Regions from separate parts of the Homo sapiens genome. Here region 1 is linked to region 2. The links are chromatin contacts, found by Hi-C or POLR2A ChIA-PET in ENCODE. All regions are on one chromosome and are shown on one strand. The core of a region is the stretch at or near the end of the contact, and the rest is flanking DNA. Distances in the headings are between cores, read along the strand shown. Region 1 has its middle 13 kb from the start of MCRS1. Region 2 holds the start of PRPF40B (pre-mRNA processing factor 40B).

Region 1 (4,897 bases), core at 1,922-4,421, 43 kb after region 2:
CAGCTGCTTGCCTGGTCCCTGCTGAGTCTCCCCCACCCTGTCCTTCTCCACTCACCAGCACCCTTGGCCTAGGGAACAGGCATACAAATAGGAAATTACCCCATCCTCAGAGAACCCATGTCCAGCGGTTCTCTTCCTCAGGAATGGCGCCCATCCTTGCTTCCAGCCTAAGGCTGAGACTCCAGAAAGCTGAGGAGGATGTGGGGTGTGAACAGCTGGTTCTGTGGATGATGCCAGGAGTAGGATTTGTTTTCTGAGTCGCAGCTTAAGATATCGCGAGGATGCCTAGTGTGGGAGGAAGGGGAGTTGGCATCATGATGCAGGACACATGCACAGCACAGCTGTGCTGGCCCTGGGCTGTTTCCAGCCTCTCGGGTCCCAGGCTCTTTCTTTTCTGGAGGCCTCACCCCAATGATACTTAACATCTTAAAATGCCCTCACACTAAATGTATCGCTCTAAATAATTAGAAAGCATTTTTATAACCTTGCTTCAGAAATTAACTGGCTATGAGTAAGTTATTTAATGTGTACTTAGCTGTGAGTGACATCTCAGCAATCAGAATGCACAGAGAAGAAATTGAACAAGTTTTATAAATGTAATGAGACTATTTTGAATATTAAATTTGACAGTGAATGAAACTGACAATATTATGTTTTATAAAGATTTCATACTATTCATACATTCTTTGTTTTTATATTTTGGCACCCATATTTTCAAAGGTTTCATGTTTTCACAGGCTCTTGGCACTGTGCTTAAGGGGCCTGGTGGCTGAACTTGCTCTGGTGATGGAGGACTTTGACCTTCTGCACGTCCTCTAGCGAGCTCTCTGGCAAGCATGCAGAGTGTCTGACATTCTTCTCCTGCTTTGGTAACAATTTCATCTTCTTAAAGGCAAAGAAAGCCTGCACGGGCCAAGCTGTGAAGCCAAGAGGGTTGGAAGACAAATATATATGTGTGTGTATCTTTGTGTATATATGTGTGTGTATGTATACGTTTGTGTATATATGTATGTATTTATGTAGCTGTGGATGTATTTATGTATGTATGTGCACATGTGTGTATATGTGTATGTGTGTGTATAAATGTGTATGTGTGTATACATGTATGTGTATGCATGTGTATATATGTGTAAGTGTGTGTGTGTGTGTGTGTGTCGGGTGTTTTTCTAGTGATGAGGTTCACTGATACTATACAGGAGCCTAATTTTTTTTAAGAGCAAAGTTGACATTTCTGGTCAATGTATTGCTTCTACCCCCAAAAAATTCAGGGAAGACAAGGCATGGGAAGGAGTATTTTTTTGAGCATTGCTTCAAGCCATATTCGGGGACTGGCCATAGCTCTGCTTGCATGGCCCACAGCCTCAGATGAGGAACCAAAACAAATGTGGAAGATGACATGGGAGAAGGGTCTACTCTGGCCTTGACTAACTGCAGAGGCATACAGTGGAAAGGAGAAAACCCCTTCAAAAACAACCCAGGCATAGAGCCAGGGAGGGGAAAGCCATGCATGGTCTGAAAAGTCAGAAAACAGATGAGCATGATTCTATGATCAGAGGAGTCACCTTCTCAAGAAGAGAAGATGTGTATGGCTGGGATGCTGTTAACTATCAAGTGAGGGCTTTGAAGGCAGGAATTTGAAGGTAGCTACATCTAACATGTTACAGGATCTGCCTCTAACAGGTGGGCAACATGCAGGAACAGACGTGGAATTTGAGTAGAGAGAGGGAATTGTACAAAAGAAATGGAAACTTGAAGATGCCAGAAATGAAAATCTTGCTGGGTGCAGTGGCTCACGCCTGTAATCCTAGCACTTTGGGAGGCCAAGGTGGGCGGATCATGAGGTCAAGAGATCGAGACAATCCTGGCCAACACGGTGAAACCCCGTCTCTACTAAAAACACAAAAATTAGCTGGCCATGGTGGCACGTGCCTGTAGTCCCAGCTACTTGGGGGGCTGAGGCAGGAAAATTGCTTGAACCCAGGAGGTGGAGGTTGCAGTAAGTTGAGATTGTGCCACTGCACTCCAGCCTGGTGACAGAGTGAGACTCTGTCTCAAAAAAAAAAAAGAAAAGAAAAGAAAAGAAAATCTTAACATCAGAGATATAGAAATCCTTTGGCAGGTTTATCAGCCAACTAGACAAAAGCAAGGCAAAAAAATATGTGAATTGAGGCAAGATCAATAGAAATTAGCCAACTATAACACAGAGAGAGTAAAAACAAAGCAACAAATCAGCAACCCCCAAACCAAACACCCAAGATGTGTGGGACAATACCAATGGTTTCACACACATGTGATCAAAGTCCCAGAAAAAGGGAGAAGAAATATTTAACAAGCTACTTGAAGAGATAATCACTGAGAATTTCCAAAATTAAAGACAAGAAGCCACAGATCCAAGGAGCTCAGAGAACTGAAGCAAGATAAATACAAAGGAAAACATACCTCAGCATATCATAGTCAAACCTGAAACCAAAGATGAGAGAACTTGAAAGCAGCCAGAAAGAAAAAGTTACCCAGTAAAGTAAAAAATAAAGCAGTCTTCTCAGGCAGTCTTGTAAGTTATGGGTCCACTAGATAACCCAGGAGCCTTCTAGAATATTCCTCCATTTGGGGGCAATTAGCTTAAGCAGGTAACATCCCAGCCAATTAGCCAATTAGGAGGCTGAGTGGCCTCCCATGCTCCAGTTCTACATATCCTGGCCCTGGCTCTTGTGTCACACCCTGCCCCTGCTCTCTGCACACCCTGGGAGGCCCTGCGCTGGCTGGTGGCTTCATCACCCCTCAAACACTATTTATTGCCTCTGAGCTGGGAGGAAGCTGAGCAGGTGGAGGCTGGATACACTAGTCACTGACCTCAGTGACCCTTGAGGCAGGCCCTGGGGTCTGACTGCTGCCTCACATTCTTTCCCAGGAGCTGAGCAGCCTGGAACAACCAAAGCCTGAGTCCAGCTAGTGCACCAGTCAGGGCGCTGCCACAGAGTTCACTGCCACAGGCAGCAGTGCTGTGAGCGGGCAGCTGCCAATGATTCAGGCCACCACTGGTCAAGAAGATTCGGTTTCCTCTCTCATCACCCCCAGGCTGTCTGTTAGGCGCCCCGTATCCTCACTCTCTGGAAGAGAGGAGAAGCCTTTCCTGCAGAAGCCACAAGGAGGCAGCAAAGTGCTTGTCTAAGGGCCTCAGCTGGCCTGGAGAGGGGCCGGGAATTCAAGAATTAGAAGGGAGGGAACTGCGGGAAGACTGACAGGAGGGGAGCTGGTGAGTTCCTGGGAAGGTGCAGGTGGAGCGTGGACAGCAAGTGCAGCAGAGGGAGAAGGCATTCCTGACCCATGCTGGGACACGGGGATCCTGCAGAGGACTCATGGTTGTGGAGTCTGCTCTCCCTTGGACTGGGGACCCTTCCTCCTCGCTTGATCGCCTACCCCCAGCAGGTCCTCTGCTCTGTATGGCACAGATCTATCCCTGCAAATGACCCTTTGGGCAGCAGTTTTTAGGAGCTCTGCCAGGAGGCCCTTCCCATGGACTTCCTCAAGCATGCAGCATGGCCCCATTGATTCATTTACTCATTCATTCATTCAACAAGTACCTATTAGGCACCTAACATGAGGCAGTGTTCTAGGTGTTAGGGATACTGTAGTGAGTAAAACAGATTTTTAAAAAGTGCTTTCATGGCCAGGTGCAGTGGCTCACGCCTGTAATCCCAGCACTTTCGGAGGCCGAAGCGGGCACATCATAAGGTCAGGAAATCGAGACCATCCTGGCTAACATGGTGAAACCCCATCTCCACTAAAAATAAAAAAAATTAGCCGGGCGTGGTGGCGGGCGCCTGTAGTCCCAGCTACTCGGGAGGCTGAGGCAGGAGAATGGCATGAACCCGGGAGGCGGAGGTTGTGTGAGCCATGATCGTGCCACTGCACTCCAGCCTGGGCGACTGAGCGAGACTCCATCTCAAAAAACAAACAAACAAACAAAAAACTGCTTTCACAAAGCTTACATTCTATGGGGGGAAAAGACAAGAAACAAAAATAAGTAGTAAAATGCACAGTTATGTCAGAACGTAAAAGGTTCCATGGAGAAACACAAATTTCAAGAGGGATAAGGCAGCAGAGTGCAGGGGAGTGGGTGTTACCATTTAAAGCAGAGAGGGCATGGCAGGACGTTTCAGTGAAGACTTGAAGCAGGTGAGGAGGTGAGCTGCGGGAAGGGCGTGCCAGGCAGGGAGAGCAGGCTGAGGTGAGAGCCTGCCTGGCACACTCAGGGGGCAGCAAGGTGCCCGGGGTACCTGGTGTGGGTGAGTGGGAGGGTGGGAGGAGCCACGTTGCAGAGGCCACTGGGAGGCCGGTCACACAAGGCCTTGTAGGCCACCGTAAGGACCTCTGTTCACCCGGAATGCAATGGGAGCCATTGCAGAATTCTAAGCAGAGAAGTGACATCATGTGCCCTTCAATTCAAGAGCATCGTCTGGCTGCAACCATGAGCATAGACTGGGAGCAGGGCGCAGGGAGACCAGCTGGAAGCTGTTTCAATTCCCACCCCATTCAGAAAGCCTAGTCATGAAGGCCGGACGTGGTGGCTCACGCCTGTAATCCCAGCACTTTGGGAGGCCGCGGTGGGTGGATCACCTGAGATTGAGTTTGAGACCAGCCTGGCCAACATGGTGAAACCCTGTCTCTACTAAAAAATACAAAACTTAGTCAGGCATGGTGGCAGGCACCTGTAATCCCAGCTTCTCAGGAGGCTGAGGCAGGAGAATCGCTTGAATTTGGGAAGTGGAGATTCAAGTGAGCCGAGATCATTGCACTCCAGCCGGAGAGACAAGAGTGAGACTCTGTCTCAAAAAAAAAAAAAAAATGCTTAGTCAATGAGCTCAGATGGCCCTTCCACCACGAAGCTTCCACTAAT
Region 2 (4,297 bases), core at 435-2,934:
AGCAAGGATGATGGCGCCACAGATGATACTGCTTACATTCAGATACATTTCCTTTTTTCTTTTTTAACCCCAATCCTTACACAATCCAGAAATCCTCAGCGAGCCAGGTGTTCCCAAGGTCTGCTTGGTCTGACTCATTCCCACTTCCTGAAGATGAAGGCTGGGAGGCACATCTCTCAGAAAGTGGTAGCCATCATCAAAAAAAAGGCTGAGAGACCAGCTGGTTACCCTGTGATCTACCTGCGGCCCTTCTTCAGCTGCCCCAAACAGCACCTGCCCTTCCGTTTCAAAGACCATCCTAGTTTCCAACTTTCCTGGACCAGCCCTACTCTTCCTCTTGCTCCCCAAAGATCTGCCTTACTAGAAAGTATCTTCCTGTTGCTTTTTTTTTTTTTTTTTGAGACAGAGCTTCGCTCTTGTTGCCCAGACTGGAGTGCAATGGCGCGATCTCAGCTCACCACAACCTCTGCCTCCCGGGTTCAAGTGATTCTTCTGCCTCAGCCTCCAGAGTAGCTGGGATTACAGGCATGGGCCACCACGCCTAATTTTGTATTTTTAGTAAAGACAGGGTTTCTCCATGTTGGTCAGGCTGGTCTCCAACTCCTGACCTCAGGTGATTCGCCCGCCTCGGCCTCCCAAAGTGCTGGGATTACAGGCATGAGCCACCGCGCCCGGCCCCTGTTGCTTCTTTCTGATCCTGCCATCTCATCACTCTCCCTCTGAAGAAGCGAATGTTACTTTTGGTCTCCATCATTGTGGAGTTAGGTTTCAACCTCCTCCTCTCCTTAGAGTTCTTCCATCCCTCCAACAGGATAAGGCTAGCCAGCCCCAGCCCGGCAGGCTTTCTGTCTACCATCCCCCCGCACCCGTGGGGATTTCTCCAGCCCCAGCCCAAGGCCTCGCCTCCATCTTCATCCTTTCCTTTGCTTCCCTACCAAACCCATTCTCCTAAACTTCCTCCTCAAAAACCTATTCATTTAGACCCTGGAAGAGATCTGGGATTTAATTTTCATGCATTTCCTTTTTAAAAAAATTGATGGGAAATCTGAGGCCCAAAGAAAGGTAGTGACTTGCCCAAGGTCACACAGAGTCGTTAGTTTGTTGATGGCCTGGGCTGGGAGCCCCTTTCTTCAGAGGCCCCCTCTCCACCTCAGGAGACAAGCTCTTGCAAATGCAGGAAGGTGAAGCAGGGAGTCCCCAAGTGGTCTGAGGAGCACCCAGGCTTCCAAAGGGAACGGGCGCTGGGGCTGGGGGAAGGGCATGTCGCACACCAAATATCCCAGGAGGGGAAACTGGTCCCCACCTGTCCCCTGGTCCCCTCAGTCCCCTCATCTCCGCCCTCTCTCTTCTTTCCCGATCTTTCTCCGCGAACCCACCCCCACCTCTCCCAATCCCACTCTTCACCCAGTCCCGCCACTCTCGCACCTTTCGCCCCCGGCCAGGCTCCATCATGGCCTCCCCCGCCCCTTCGCCCCCAGTCCCCGCCCCCATCCCCCCTCCCGGGCTCTCTTCCCTCACCCTTGGCCTCCCTCGCCCTCCCCGGGGTCCCAGCTATCCCCAGCGGCCTCCCCGCCCCATCGGCCACGGCCCGGGCCGCAGGGGGCGCTGTGGGACCGCCCCGAGCCCCTCCACCCCCGCGCGGGGATGTTACCATGCCAGAGCCTCCGAGCAGCTGGGCCGGCTCAGCCCACCCGCCAGTAAGAGCCGCTCTGATTGGCCAGGCCGCAGCCGGGAGGGCGGGGCCGGCGGGGGGTCGCACCCCTTCGTGGCCGGGGCTCCGGTGGCTCCCGCCGGCGAGCGGGGCCCCAACCGGCCCGGTGTGTTCGGTCCCGGCCCCGCCCCCCCGGCACGGAGAACCAGGCCCCGCCCCCGCGCCGCCGCGTCCCGGGTCCGCCCCCCGGGGGGCGGGGCACGCCTGCTCCCGCCTCTGACTGACGGTCGGGGGCCGGCGCCTCTGCCTCTCCCCGCTGCCTGCGTCCTGGCTTCGCAGTCGCCGGCGCTCCAGGAGCCGAAGCGTTCACGCAGTGTGTAGGGTGCCTTTGCGCTGCACAGCGAATTTAATTTGCTGTGTAGCTCTTTTACAGTACTTTTAAGTTAGTTAACTCCAGAACTATTTGTTGAGCACCTGTGAGGTGGCAGGGTCTGTCTCAGGGACTGAGCACACAGCAGCTTGGAAAAAAAAAAAAAAAAAGACAAATCCCCGAAATCACGCCCTTGTGGGGCGTACACGTGCTTCTCGCGTGACCCTGAAGTTCACTTTTGGGACCTGGCTCCCACTGAGCGCTGAACTCATGAGAGCAGGGCCCACTCTTTGACAGAAGTTAAAAATGTGAGGTACATGCTTGCTGTGCGGCTGAGGAAACTGTAACCTGGAGCTCTGCGGGGAATGCGCTGAAGGCCTTGGGGCTGGAGAGTGACAGGCCCCAGGCACACGGGTGCAGAAAGGCGCTGACCGCCAGCCTGCAAAGCCCCGCAAAAGGCGCTTCCTGTTCCCTTTATTCCCCCCTCACCTGAGCCGGGACTCGCGTGATGCCGTGCTAGGTTCCTGAGAGCCAAAGAACTCCGGAGAGGTAGAAAAACTCCTGACACGAAGAGTTAGAGGTGACACCTGGGAGGAAAAGGAAGTGGGATTCACCCTTGTGGGCTGCTGTAGAGAGAAAATGCTTTGTGGTTTAATCAAAATGATACCCACATGGTCTCAAATGAAGGCCCAGCTCTGCGGTTTTCTTTTCTTATTTGAGGCAGCGTATTGATCTGTCACCCAGGCTGGAGTGCAGTGGCACAATCAGGGTTCACTGCAGCCTCAGCCTCCTGGTCTCAACCGGTCCTTCTCCCTCAGCCTCCGAGTAGCTGGGACTACAGGCGTGTGCCACAACGCCCGGCTAATTTTGTAACTTTTTGGAGACGACGTCTCCCTGTACTGCCCACGCTGGGTCCTGTGGTTTTCAAACTTTTGGGGGAGGTGGGGTGAGGAGACTGGCGCGCGGCCCGCAGCCGCCGCCGCGGCAGGAGAGGGGAATGGAGGGGGCGGGCGGGGGGAGGAGGACGGACCACCGGCGGCCTCTCCACCGCTCCCACCTTCCCCCGGGGGCTGCCGCGATGCCAGCGCAGCTGGGGCGATTTTCAAACTATTATTGAGATCTCTAAGTATAGCAGAAGTGGTCCAGAGGTTCCGTGAACTTTCATGAATTGCATTTTTATTTTTTAAATGCTTTTCTTTTCTTTAATGAAATATTTCTTAGAACATGTACACACATATAGAATCGAATAATTGTACCAGATTTGTTAAGACAAACAGCAGAGCCCTGCCCCCATCGTCTTCCCCTCTCTGGAGGCAACGTTTTCACCTCTTTTAGCTGTTTCTTCTGGCATTTACCTTCACATCTCCGGCCTTCCCCCAGCTGCAGCCCTCCCCACAGGGCAAGGGGTCCAAGGGGATTTGCCCATGCAAAGCACACTTGCCCAGGATTAGACCATATTCTGAATACCTAGGACCCTGGAATTCCCTGCCCAGCTTCCTCCTTGGGTCTGTCCTCCCCAGGGAGACCTTCTGTTTTTTCCTGCACAAACTTTTATTTTTCCTGGAATTAATAATCTTGTTTTTTAAAATCATTTATTTTCTATGTATTTCTCACAAACTCTACCTCAAATTCTTCCCCCAGTTGCTTAAATTTCCTCTCAGAATATCTAGATATAGCAGAGAATTCTCTCCATTTCATCTTCTTGAAGACATCACTGCTGGAGACTGCTGACCTTCTCCAATCTGACTGTTCATCCCCTCACCTTGCTGCACATCTGGCAACCTGGCATCTCTTTTCTCATTCTCCTGGGCATGTTCTTTGCCTCATTCTTTTGTTGTTGTTGTTTTGTTTTGAGACAGAGTCTCGCTCTTGTTGCCCAGGCTGGAGTGCAGTGGCTCACTGAACCTCTACCACCCGGGTTCAAGCTATCCTCCTGCCTCAGCCTCCCAAGTATCTGGGACTCCAGGCATGCGCCACCACACCCGGCGAATTTTTGTATTTTTAGTAGAGATGGGGTTTCACCATGCTGGCCAGGCTGGACTTGAACTCCTGAGCTCAAGTGATCTGCCTGCCTCGACCTGGCAAAGTGTTGGGATTACAGGCGTGAGTCACTTTGCCTGGCTGCCTCACTCTTCTGTGGGATTTTTATTTGCCATATTCTATGCTTTTCTTTTCTTTTTTTATTTTTTTGACATGGTCACTTATTTTTATAACAATACATATACCATGTTATCACCATGGAATGTAAATTCAGGTTAGACAAGAGAATTTCACAA

Evidence for each region. Hi-C counts contacts between places; a loop is a spot of excess contacts on that map. ChIA-PET counts read pairs that join two places held with the same protein, here RNA polymerase II (POLR2A). Pooled maps may share reads with other maps.
Region 1: a loop to region 2 is called in a map of B cell, with 13 times the contacts of the local background. The contact joins the enhancer-like site here to the promoter of PRPF40B in region 2. A Hi-C loop is called at or near these places in 16 of 168 maps with a recorded cell type or tissue (B cell, CD4-positive, alpha-beta T cell, CD8-positive, alpha-beta T cell and 9 more), 20 of 37 single-sample maps with no recorded cell type and 27 of 50 pooled maps. POLR2A ChIA-PET finds 5 or more read pairs at or near these places in 13 of 52 experiments (CD4-positive, alpha-beta T cell, CD4-positive, alpha-beta memory T cell, Caco-2 and 8 more).

Annotation. Positions count from the first base shown.
Region 1 is chr12:49,578,950-49,583,846 of GRCh38, reverse strand. It overlaps a transcript of FAM186B not described here. Among named protein-coding and RNA genes, the nearest start is that of MCRS1, 13 kb to the right of the region's middle. RefSeq lists enhancers at 1,392-1,441, 1,542-1,591. Within about 2 kb of position 3,171, at least 2 of the 41 ENCODE cell types and tissues checked have a DNase peak (open chromatin) inside an H3K27ac peak, as active enhancers do.
Region 2 is chr12:49,620,948-49,625,244 of GRCh38, reverse strand. PRPF40B (pre-mRNA processing factor 40B) reads right to left here and starts at 1,684. Exons shown (of 26, transcript NM_001031698.3): 1 at 1,652-1,684. The coding sequence starts at 1,654. It also overlaps a transcript of FAM186B not described here. RefSeq lists silencers at 1,469-1,968, 2,829-2,878 and an enhancer at 2,549-2,638.